Regions from separate parts of the Mus musculus genome. Here region 2 is linked to region 1. Evidence: chromatin loops called from intact Hi-C (ENCODE). Cell type or tissue: heart. All regions are shown on one strand.

Evidence for each region. Peaks named below come from ENCODE experiments on the same cell type or tissue, not always from the same donor. Only the 100,000 strongest peaks of a DNase experiment are listed, where the experiment ranks them.
Region 2: a loop joins it to region 1, with 2.7 times the contacts of the local background. A loop is called at or near these places in 3 of 42 quality-filtered maps.

The regions. Positions count from the first base shown.
Region 1 is chr14:47,186,133-47,191,132 of GRCm38, reverse strand. It overlaps Gch1 (GTP cyclohydrolase 1), which reads left to right and starts at 1,720. Exons shown (of 6, transcript NM_008102.4): 1 at 1,720-2,181. The coding sequence starts at 1,866. In heart, a CTCF peak has its summit at 2,104; DNase peaks (open chromatin) are centred at 1,692, 2,262, 2,922 and 3,242; H3K4me3 peaks cover 1,865 bases; H3K27ac peaks cover 1,235 bases.
Region 2 is chr14:47,001,866-47,006,865 of GRCm38, reverse strand. All of the region lies in intron 2 of Samd4 (sterile alpha motif domain containing 4), which reads right to left. Gm52121 (a long non-coding RNA gene) reads left to right here. Exons shown (of 3, transcript XR_003951145.1): 1 at 1-1,267; 2 at 4,109-4,331. Among named protein-coding and RNA genes, the nearest start is that of Gm52121, 3.8 kb to the left of the region's middle. In heart, a CTCF peak has its summit at 2,496 (motif pointing right); no DNase peak of the experiment used is centred here.

The DNA.
Region 1 (5,000 bases):
GATTAAAGGCGTGTGCCCAGTTTAAGTATTTGTTTTAATAAACAAATTCTTTTTAAAATTATGTATGTGTCTGTGCGTGGGGTTGTGCATGTGATTTCAAGTGCCCGCAGAAGTCAGGGGGATTGGATCTCTTGGAGCTGGTTGTGAGCTGCCTGAGGAAGGTGCTGGGAGCTGGGAAGAGAAGCAAGTGCTCTTAACTGCCGAGCCATTACTCTAGCACCCCTCTTGTCAGTGGTTGGTTTGCCAAGGACCAGTTCTTGGCAGAGTACACACTGTCCGGCTAGAGGGTGTAGCTAGCTGCCCTAGTCCTCTTGCTGATCACCAAATTCAGGGTAATGAAAGAAAACAAGCTTCCCCTAGTCATTGTGAAAGATAAGGTCAGAGCAGGTTAAAACAGCAGAGCAGCGATCTGGCAGCTCACAAATATTATTATCTCCCTAGGCATAGGGGACTCCGGTGAGTGCCATGCACCATAACTCATGCCTTGAGAGAGGCCAGAGGGTTTTCTAGAGTGGCAGGTGTGTGTGTTGTATACATTTTAAACGACTGAACAATTTTCAAGTCACAACTTCTCCAGTCTTTAAAGCAGGAGAGAGGCAGGGCTCATGCTTTTAATCCCACCGTTTGGAAGTGTGAGGCAGGCAGATCATTTGAATTAAAGGCCTTCCTGGTGGTCGACATAGAGAACTCCAGGCCAGACAGAGCTGCACTGTGAGACTTGGTCTCAAAAAGTAAAACAAAGCACAACAAAAGAATGACACCCAGCACTTGGGAGGCAGAGGCAGGTGGATTTCTGAGTTCGAGGCCAACCTGGTCTACAAAGTGAGCTCCAGGACAGCCAGGGCTATACAGAGAAACCCTGTCTCGAAAAAACAAAAAAAAAAAACAAAAAAAAAAAAAACAAAAAAAAGAATGACTCCAGTAGAAGTATAAACAAGGATGGGGGTGAGGGTGTGTGGGACAACGACTCGTGAGCCCTCACCCTAGACAAAGAGCCACAGGTGACCGAGGAATGCTTAGACTGAGGTAATCTTCCCTAGGACAGAGAACACCAATACCAGATTAGCCCCGAAAATGTATACACACAAGAGACATTAACCAGACTGAGCAAGTTGTATTTATATATTTAGAAACACACATACATACATACATAAGAACTGTTAAAAAAAGAGACTGAATGTAAAAGAGAACAAGGTGTGGGGGGGGGCGGGGTGAAGGTATTTGGGAAGGTTTGGAAGGAAGAAAGGGAAAACAGACAGGAAATTATTGTAATCTCGGAAAAAAAAAAGCTAAAAAGAAAAAAAATATTTAAAAAAGAGCACAAGGTTGCTTATCACCAGAATATTTGCTCCACCCTGCCTGCCCCAGCAAGGTCACCTGTTAGTTAGCTCATCTTTCTCAGGGCAACTAGACCACAGCATTTTTGCGAACACGCCCCCTTTTCCGGTGGAAAGTGAGGGAGAATCGGTGTTTCTATCTCGGAGGTTCCAGCTCCCCGGATTCTTGGCTTTTTGTAGACTCAGTTCTTCCTTTTATAAGTCGAGGGGGTCTAACCAGAAGCTTGTCTTGTGTAACTGCGGGGGTTTAGGGGCCACCCAGGAGGGCGGGGCTCAGGGGCGGGGAGAGATCCATGACGCAAGAGGCTCCGGCCAATGAAAATATCTCGCGGCGCCGGCCGAGTCGCCCTGCCATAAAAAGAGAGGCGCGGCGGGGCTCCCCAGCCGGCGACTGCCCTAGACTCCGAGAGTGTCCCTAGGTGCTGAGCCCCAGTCCGGGTGACGGCCACAGGTTACGGCCGCCGGCTAAGCTGAGCCGCAGCGCTTGTTAGCACCCTAGGGTGTCTCGGGAGCGGTCGCGCCGGGTCCATGGAGAAGCCGCGGGGAGTCAGGTGCACCAATGGGTTCTCCGAGCGGGAGCTGCCGCGGCCCGGGGCCAGCCCGCCTGCCGAGAAGTCCCGGCCGCCCGAGGCCAAGGGCGCACAGCCGGCCGACGCCTGGAAGGCAGGGCGGCACCGCAGCGAGGAGGAAAACCAGGTGAACCTCCCCAAACTGGCGGCCGCTTACTCGTCCATTCTGCTCTCGCTGGGCGAGGACCCCCAGCGGCAGGGGCTGCTCAAGACGCCCTGGAGGGCGGCCACCGCCATGCAGTACTTCACCAAGGGATACCAGGAGACCATCTCAGGTCCGTGCGTGCGCCGGGGTGTGCTGGGCGCCAGGAGGCGGCTTCAGGAAGCGTGGGCAGCTCCGGGAACTTTCCCGAGTTGCTTCACTTTTGGCGCAGGGAGCCAAGTTGTCAGGTCCCGGTCCCAGCTGTGGCCCCAGAGCCTCCACCTGGCGGAGGCGAGGGTCCCTCCTGGCTGGCACTCAGGGCTCTGGGGAGGGTGAATGCATAGCCACTACACTGAACTCCGGGGCGGGAAGGGATGTGAGACCCTCTTACCCCAGCGCTCAGAACGCGATTAGGCACGTGCAGCATCCACCGTTCCCCCCCCCCCCCGCAAGGATCCCGTGGACACTTGTTGATGGGACGCGTCTTGCTTTTGGGTGAAGCCAGGTTTCCGTTACACCCCGTGAGCCAAGTAAAGTTAGGTACTTGTAATGGGGTAGGGAACTTCAGAGAACTGGAATTTGCATCCAACTACTCTAGCTTAGGACTTTACACCAAAATTTGGCACAATTCTGGATTCGGACTTCCTAGCAGTTTGAGGTGTGGACTTTTCTTGAGCTAGCATTATTGCTGAAAGTCTTTAATGTTTGCTCCCTCAAAGAATAAAGGGACACTCCACCCCACCCCCGCGCTGATACTCTGATGGTTGAAGTTCACTGGACCTGGGATTCCGTGCTTTTGCCCTCCTAGCCACCCACCTCCACCCCCGCCGCCTAAAATCCACAGTCTGAGCCTGCTGGCATCAAGTCTTTCCCAGCCAGTGACGAGGCAGTTGCTGTGGGTACAGAGGCAGGGTGAAGAGGAAGTGGAAAGCAGGGCCTTGCTGCCTATTTGGTTAAGCAGTGTTGGCCTTTATAAAAAAGAAGCTCTGGTTCCTTTGGCTGAGTTCAAAGGCCTCATTTCCAGTTTACATCTGGGCATCTCTGTGACGTGTGTCTTTGCCTCCACCATTACACACGGAAAAAACAAAAAACCAAAAACAAACCACACTGCTTTGAAAGGTAGTAATCCTGTCTGTTCCTGAAGGCATTGAGAGCATGGGGACCCGTCCTAGAAAGAACAATTATTTCTGCCAAACCTTCCTCGACCTCAAAGGAAGGGTGGGAGATCAGAGCCTGAGAAGGGTGGGGCCCCAAAGGAAACGAAACTACTTCCTAATAATTCGAGGAAGTGGGCCCAGATCTAGTTCTGAGTCTGAGTTTCACCATTTTACACTTATTTGATGATGAAAGTTTGGATCTCAAAAGCAGAGTTTGAAAATGCAAAAACTGAAGAACAAATAGTCACTGAGATTTTTTTTCTGAGAGTTCAATATCTGGGAGTGTTAGTGTGTTTGACTGTCCAGGGTGTAACCAGGAGGAGTGTCTTGACAGAGCCTTGTTCACTCTGCCTCTTTTAGACGTAAAAGGTGGTCCTCACTGGCATCCTTCAGCTGAGCCCCTCCCTCCTGCCCATCTCATTACTCCCAGGGAGAGGAGCTTCTAGCCTGCTTTGAGAATGATTGTCACAGGCTTACTCAGGAGCTGAGATTCAGCTAAAGGAGTCTAAGGACTCCAAAGCAGCCCCCACTCCAATTTATTCATAGGAAGTCCATTGACCTAGAGACAGGATTTGTCTGTCAGCTGAGAAGACAGGGCTAGTGAGTGACAGCTTAATGGCTATGGAGTTTCCTTTTCTAGTGATAGAAATTAGACAGAGGTGCTAGTTACATAGCATCGTGATTACTGCTGAACTGTATGCTTTACAAACGGTTAAGATGAAGAATTTTATAGATATTCTACCACAATAAAAGTCATTGATTATTTGAACATTTTTTTGATTGCCATCAATTGAGTGTGTGTGTGTGTATGTGTATGTTTCCGAGACAGGGTTTCTCTGTGTATCCCTGGCTGTCCTGGAACTCACTTTGTAGACCAGGCTGGCCTCGAACTCAGAAATCTGCCTGCCTCTGCCTCCCGAGTGCTGGGACTAAAGGCTTGTGCCACCACACCTGGCTTTTTTTTTTTTTTTAAATATAGTTTTTGCTGGCATGGAGCCAGATATATAGGTAAACCAGACTAGTCTAGAACTAGGAGATCTGCCTGCCTCTGCCTCTGGAATGAAGAGTTTAAAGGTGTGAGCTACTCTGTGGCTGCCTCAATGGAATGGCCTTGGGTAACCCTGAACTTTGACATGAAGTGTCATTCTTTTATCCACATGAGGAAGCTAAGTGGGACGTTACACATGGTGGGAAGCAGGTAGTCTAGCCGCTGGTTGGTAGACACTTCCTTATGTTGCAATAGAGCAAGATGAATCAGTGCATTTTTCTACCAGGCATGTGGACAGAGAGAGGTGTGGACTGAGTAAGATCAACTTGTCACATGTAATAAAGTATAGTAAAGATTAAATGTTTAATAACCTAATTTTTGTATAACTTGTATTTATTTTTATTTCATATGCATTTGTATTTTGCCTCCATGTATGTCTGTATGTGGGATTGGATCTCTTGGAATTGCAGTTGTGAGCTGCCACATAGGTGCTGGGAATTGAACCCAGATCTTCTGGAAGAACACCCAGTGCTCTTAACCACTGAACCATCTCTCCCCTAAATGTTTAGTTTTAAATATGTTTTTATTAGTTTAAGAATTCTATTCATACCTGAGTGGTGAGAGCAGCAGCACACCTTTTATCCCACCAGAGGCTTGCAGATCTGAGTTCGAGGCCAGCCTGGTCTAGGGAGTGAGTTCCAAGGACTGCCAGGGCTACACAGAAACAACAAAGAATTCCATTCATATATACAATGTATTTAGATCAGATTTCCGCCTCACCCCTCCTAATTTTCTTTTATCCTTCTG
Region 2 (5,000 bases), 180 kb after region 1:
ATATGCAGGGAAACTACCACATCTATGTTTACAGCCCAGATCTCTCTGTTAGTCTCTAGACATGGATTCCATTGTACCCTCATCTCCATTTACAGGGAGGGTCTCAACACTTTATGTCCAAAGATATTATGTCCCTCCCTCTTTATCGCTCCAGATCTGTCATCATGAACTTAATCCGTTAGTGTATTCAGAATATATTCAGAATCTGAACACACTTAGGCACCCTGCTCCATCATCAGTGAAAGTCTAGGAATCACAACCAGCATTTTGCAAGAATGATCTTTTAAGACTAGTTGATGGCTCTCCCGATTAAAGATTGGAGTGCTACCCATCTGCTGTGGTTTGGGGATGGTGTGAGGATGGCCCAAAGGCTCACACACTGGAAGACTGGGTCCCATGTGTACAGAGGTGGTGTGACTTCTAAGAGGTAGGGCTTCGTGAGAAGCTAATTAGATGATAGTTCACTGTCCACAGAAGGACCTGAGTGGACCTTTGAGAGGTACCATGACAGTGACCTGTAAAAAGAGCCAGCCTCATCCCCTGACTCTCTCTGGCTTTTTTTGTCTTATCAAAGCTTCTCTTTTGTATAGACTCTTCCCATTGTGATGCCATTCACCACGAGGTTCTCACCAGAGGCTCACACAACTGGGCTGGACTAGGTCTGGTCTTAGCCTTTCAGCCTCCAAATCTATGAGCTAAATAAGCTTCCTTTCCTTGTAGGCACCCAAGACTCTGATATTCTGCAAGGCTGGTAGGAAATGGAGCAGCACACGGTGTCCTCGTGAGGAAAAGCCAGCGTCCTCCTGGGTCTATAATTCAGTCCCACTCTGCTATTGTCTGTCTCTCTCTTGCTTTGCTCCAGCCCAGGTCCCTGTAACATGTCAGGGGCGCACCTCCTTTGGAACCTTGGTACTTTGGTACCTTGGAACCTTGGTGTTTTCCCTTCCTAGAGGGCTTTCCCCTGAGCCACTGTGTTGCTCCTGTCAGCTCATTGTTGTGCAGATATCATTTTTCTAAGGAAACCTCTCTCATACGAAGTTGCTCACCTCACCCTTTCACCCTGCCCTCGCTCATCCCTGATACTGTTTCACTTTCTCACAGAGCTTAGCCCCGCGTGGCCTGCTGGATGTCTGACAGAAGACAAAACAGTTCAATTTCCAGGTCTTTCCTGAACTGCCTTCATAACATTCTCTTTAGGGTGGACAATTCTGCTGCAGAACAAAGGCATCCTTGGGTACTCTCCCTGGTTGCCACAACACCAATTAAGGTAATCTTCACCAAAAAAAAAAAAAAGATTTGAGAGGGAGAGATAGTAGAGTTAAATGTATTTTAATGCAACTCTTTTGCAAACATCTGTTGAAGAGTGAAAGAAAAGCAATCCCAATGGCATTGTGTCAAGACGGTTTATGTTCGCATGGTGACAGTTTTAATAAAATGTCCTAGGAACAGGGATCCTAAAACTTATGGAAATTGGAGATAGAAACACCATTCCCTTGCTCTTGACAACCACATGACACAATCTTACAGATGCCACTCACGTAGCTGCTAGGGTTGGAAGCCTTTCTGGAGAAAGCACGCTGGGTAAAGGCATGAGTTTCTGCTCTTGCCAATCTTCACCCCTACCCCCACCTGAGCCCAACCCCCTCCACCATGACGGGATGCTCAGAGTCTTTAAAATAACGAATCAGCAATCCTTGGGCTGACTTGATGAAAGACAACAAAAGCTCTTGCTTTGTGATACTGCACGAGCACTGGACACTGTCCCATGGGAAGGCCAAAAATGAGAATTCCGACAGAATGCTCTCTTCAGTGTTCACTGCAGTGTAAGGAGGCCTTAGACAATGCCAAGGCCTAAGTGCTTGGTACTTCCCAGAGAAGAGAGCTGCGGGGAGTATCTTGGAGAACTTAGCAGTTCACAAGAAAGCTTTGATAGCTCCTGCTTGATCACTGGGGCCAACATGGACAGCAGCTAATTCACACACTAGGAACCAACCCTGGCAAGTGTGAGGAGAATTACAGCCAACAGCTCCACCCTGCACCAGAGAGATGTTCTCTAAAATGAGCCCAGATTGTACCTCCACGGGGTCTCACACTTCCTAAACTAAATGGAGTTTCTTAACAGGCAAACGTTTTCATCTGAAGATCTATGAATCTAATGTATTAGTGTGAATGTGTGAGTTTATGCTGTGGGGTGTAGCTGTGTAAATACTGTCATCAAGAAAGAGCACACTGATATTCCCAAAGCATGCATAGCGAAGGTGCTGACGGTGAGGTTTATATGTTATGCATTTCGGCATAAAATCTGAAGCATTACACATCTAAGTCACCTATGGAGAAGAAATGAATGATTTTTTTATTGAGGTAAGCTATTTGAATCTCTGTTGCAGATTAACTATGCATTGCCTTATGAAAGAAAGTCTGGATTAACCAAGAACAGAGTTGGGTGAGCCTGGAAGGCATCTATTTGTGCTGTACCAGCACAGCCCTGTAGAGGGAGTTAGAGGTGCACCTCCCTTCCTGGTCCACTCCCAAGCTATTACCCTGGGAATTTATGCAGAGGCAAGCAGTAAAAGCAGGTTTGCATCACCTGCTACGAGTGCTGCAGGCTCACTCAGGTTAGTAGGTTTGGTGATGAGGCCAGGTTTCACCTTTTTTTTTTTTAATTTTATTTTTTAACGAGAAGGGGAACTACCTCTAAACGCTGAAGTCTTGAGGTCAGAGAGCAGCAAGGACAGCAGGGAAGGTGACGGTAAAGAATGGAATGACTGTGGCCGTGTCCCCCACCCCCTTTGGGGCCCAGAACTAAGCAGGGCTATAGATCAATGGCTAGAGCAGAGCTAGTTGGACTGACCAGGTAGGGACCTTTTGCTTTAGTTAACTTGGTGAGAAACTGCAGAACACAACTGAGGCCATGCATAGGCAGAGTGTGACTCATGCTTCCTGAAGTCAAGGATGCTGTCTAGAATTCTATAAGAAAGGACAAGACCTAAGGGGGAAGGAAAGCCACAGGGAACTAGGAAGGACAGAGGGTGAAGAAAAGGCCCAGGGCAGCAGGGTCCAGACATGAGTGAGCTTTCAATAGCCCAGGTCCAGCAGACCCACATGCTGTGTATGCTCTGAGCTGCCCCAGCTCACTGCTGAGAGGGGAGACCTGGGTGGGGGGGCTTCTTCCAGGACAGAAGTCTATTGGTGGTCATGGGGGAAGGCAGGTGCACTTCTATGTCCAGGGGCTTTAGAAATTCGCCGACTGGCCCTCATCTTTACCTCCAGGTCTTGGGGACAAAGTCCTGTGAGGAGAAAGACAATGCAAAGCTCTATCCTCACTGGTCCTGAGCTGAGGAGGACAGCAGCAGTGTCACTTTGTTTTAATGGCTCTTACACAGCCACCTTTAGACAAGGATGTACCTGTTAGTCTATCTATCTACTACTTATCTTTAGTCTCCGTCAAGGTATTCGGCCTGGCACTAGGACCTGCCCTTTTCAATAAAATTGGTAGAGAGGCTGGTGAAGGTGCTTGAAACCATCGAAATGTCTTTAATGGGAATGATTTGGGGGGGGGGAGCAGACTAGGAGTAGAGAGGCACTCGGAGAAGGACTCCATCTTTGCAACCAAAGGCATTGCTGTAAAAAGCAGTGACTTTCTGATGTAGAAGATCCCCAGCCAGCATCCAACACACTCCTTGGCAAGAAGCAGAACCCACTGGAATCTGGGTTTATTGTCAGTGTTCTAGTGGAGATGGCCACCAGCCGCTAAAATCCTATAAAAGAGACCTCTGTTTTTGACATTAGATACTCTCTGTTGGAAATGTGCCTCATATATATCCAGATTCTCCCCGTCCTCTCTTCTGCTCCTTCCGTCATCTGTGGCATCAGCTGAAGAGTCTGCCTTCCACCCCCAATCTCATTTTTTCAGTTTAGCCCTCATGCCTTTGAGCCCCATCACTGACATGGCAACATCATTCTCTCTAGTCATAGCCCTGCCTCACGAGCAGTCCGCTACTCCCTTCCCTAAGCTGACCATACAGTCTTGGTTAACGGCATGGGTTGAGAGATACGCATAACATGTTCTGTGACAGCTGACTGACAAGAGTCTATTCTTTCTCCTCAGATACCCCTCCCCCTCAGACAGTAAAGCTCAGGGTCAACAGAAGAAACCAAGCTGGAGCTTCAATGACAAATGGGGACCAGAAGAAGACAGAACCAGCCTTTCCCTGCAAACGTGCTCCCAGCAGCTCGATACCAGCTCCCCCTAAGTCAGAGAGACACGCAACAGATCGCTGTACCACGGACCATGGATCAGTACTGCCCCCGTTCCTCATACAGAAACACAGGTGAGGTTGAGTCACCAGGGGGACGGCATTCAGGACCCTAGTTTTAAGTGCCCAAGCTGTGCTCTAGGGACACCCTCTGGAGGCATCCATTTCCAAGAGCTACTTGGTGGGAGGTGGGGTGGGACAGAGGAAGATGGTTCACAAAGCACAGCACAGTATCATCTGGGCTCGAATCCCCACTGAGCTGTATGCGCTTGGGAGAAGGACTGGCCCAAAAGGTCTAAGAGCTGCTTCAGGGCAGGAGGCCCTGTGTCTGGGAACTCATGAGCCTGTGTTTGACCAGCTTTCCAGATGACTGAGATGTGGGCTTAATTATGTTTGAGAACCACTGACAGGAGGGACCAAGAGAATTGAGAATCTTAGTCTCCATGTTCTCACATTATAATCCCCAGGGGAAGCTAGTATGAAGCCAGGCGAGAAAGGGTGAATTAGGAAGAATTGCTTCAAGAGTGGCGTGGACCTTTCTCTCTCTCTCTCTCTCTCTCTCTCTCTCTCTCTCTCTCTCTCTCTCTCTCTCTCTCTCTCGTGGAGTTTAAAACAATAAACAAGCCATCGAAATGTCACAATATTTCTAAGGCAGGGCCGGCCTCCCTGGTTTTCTATTCATCACCATCTGTCCAGAGAAGAGAGGTACAAAGTCCTTTTAAGGATGGATGGAAGAGGGATGAG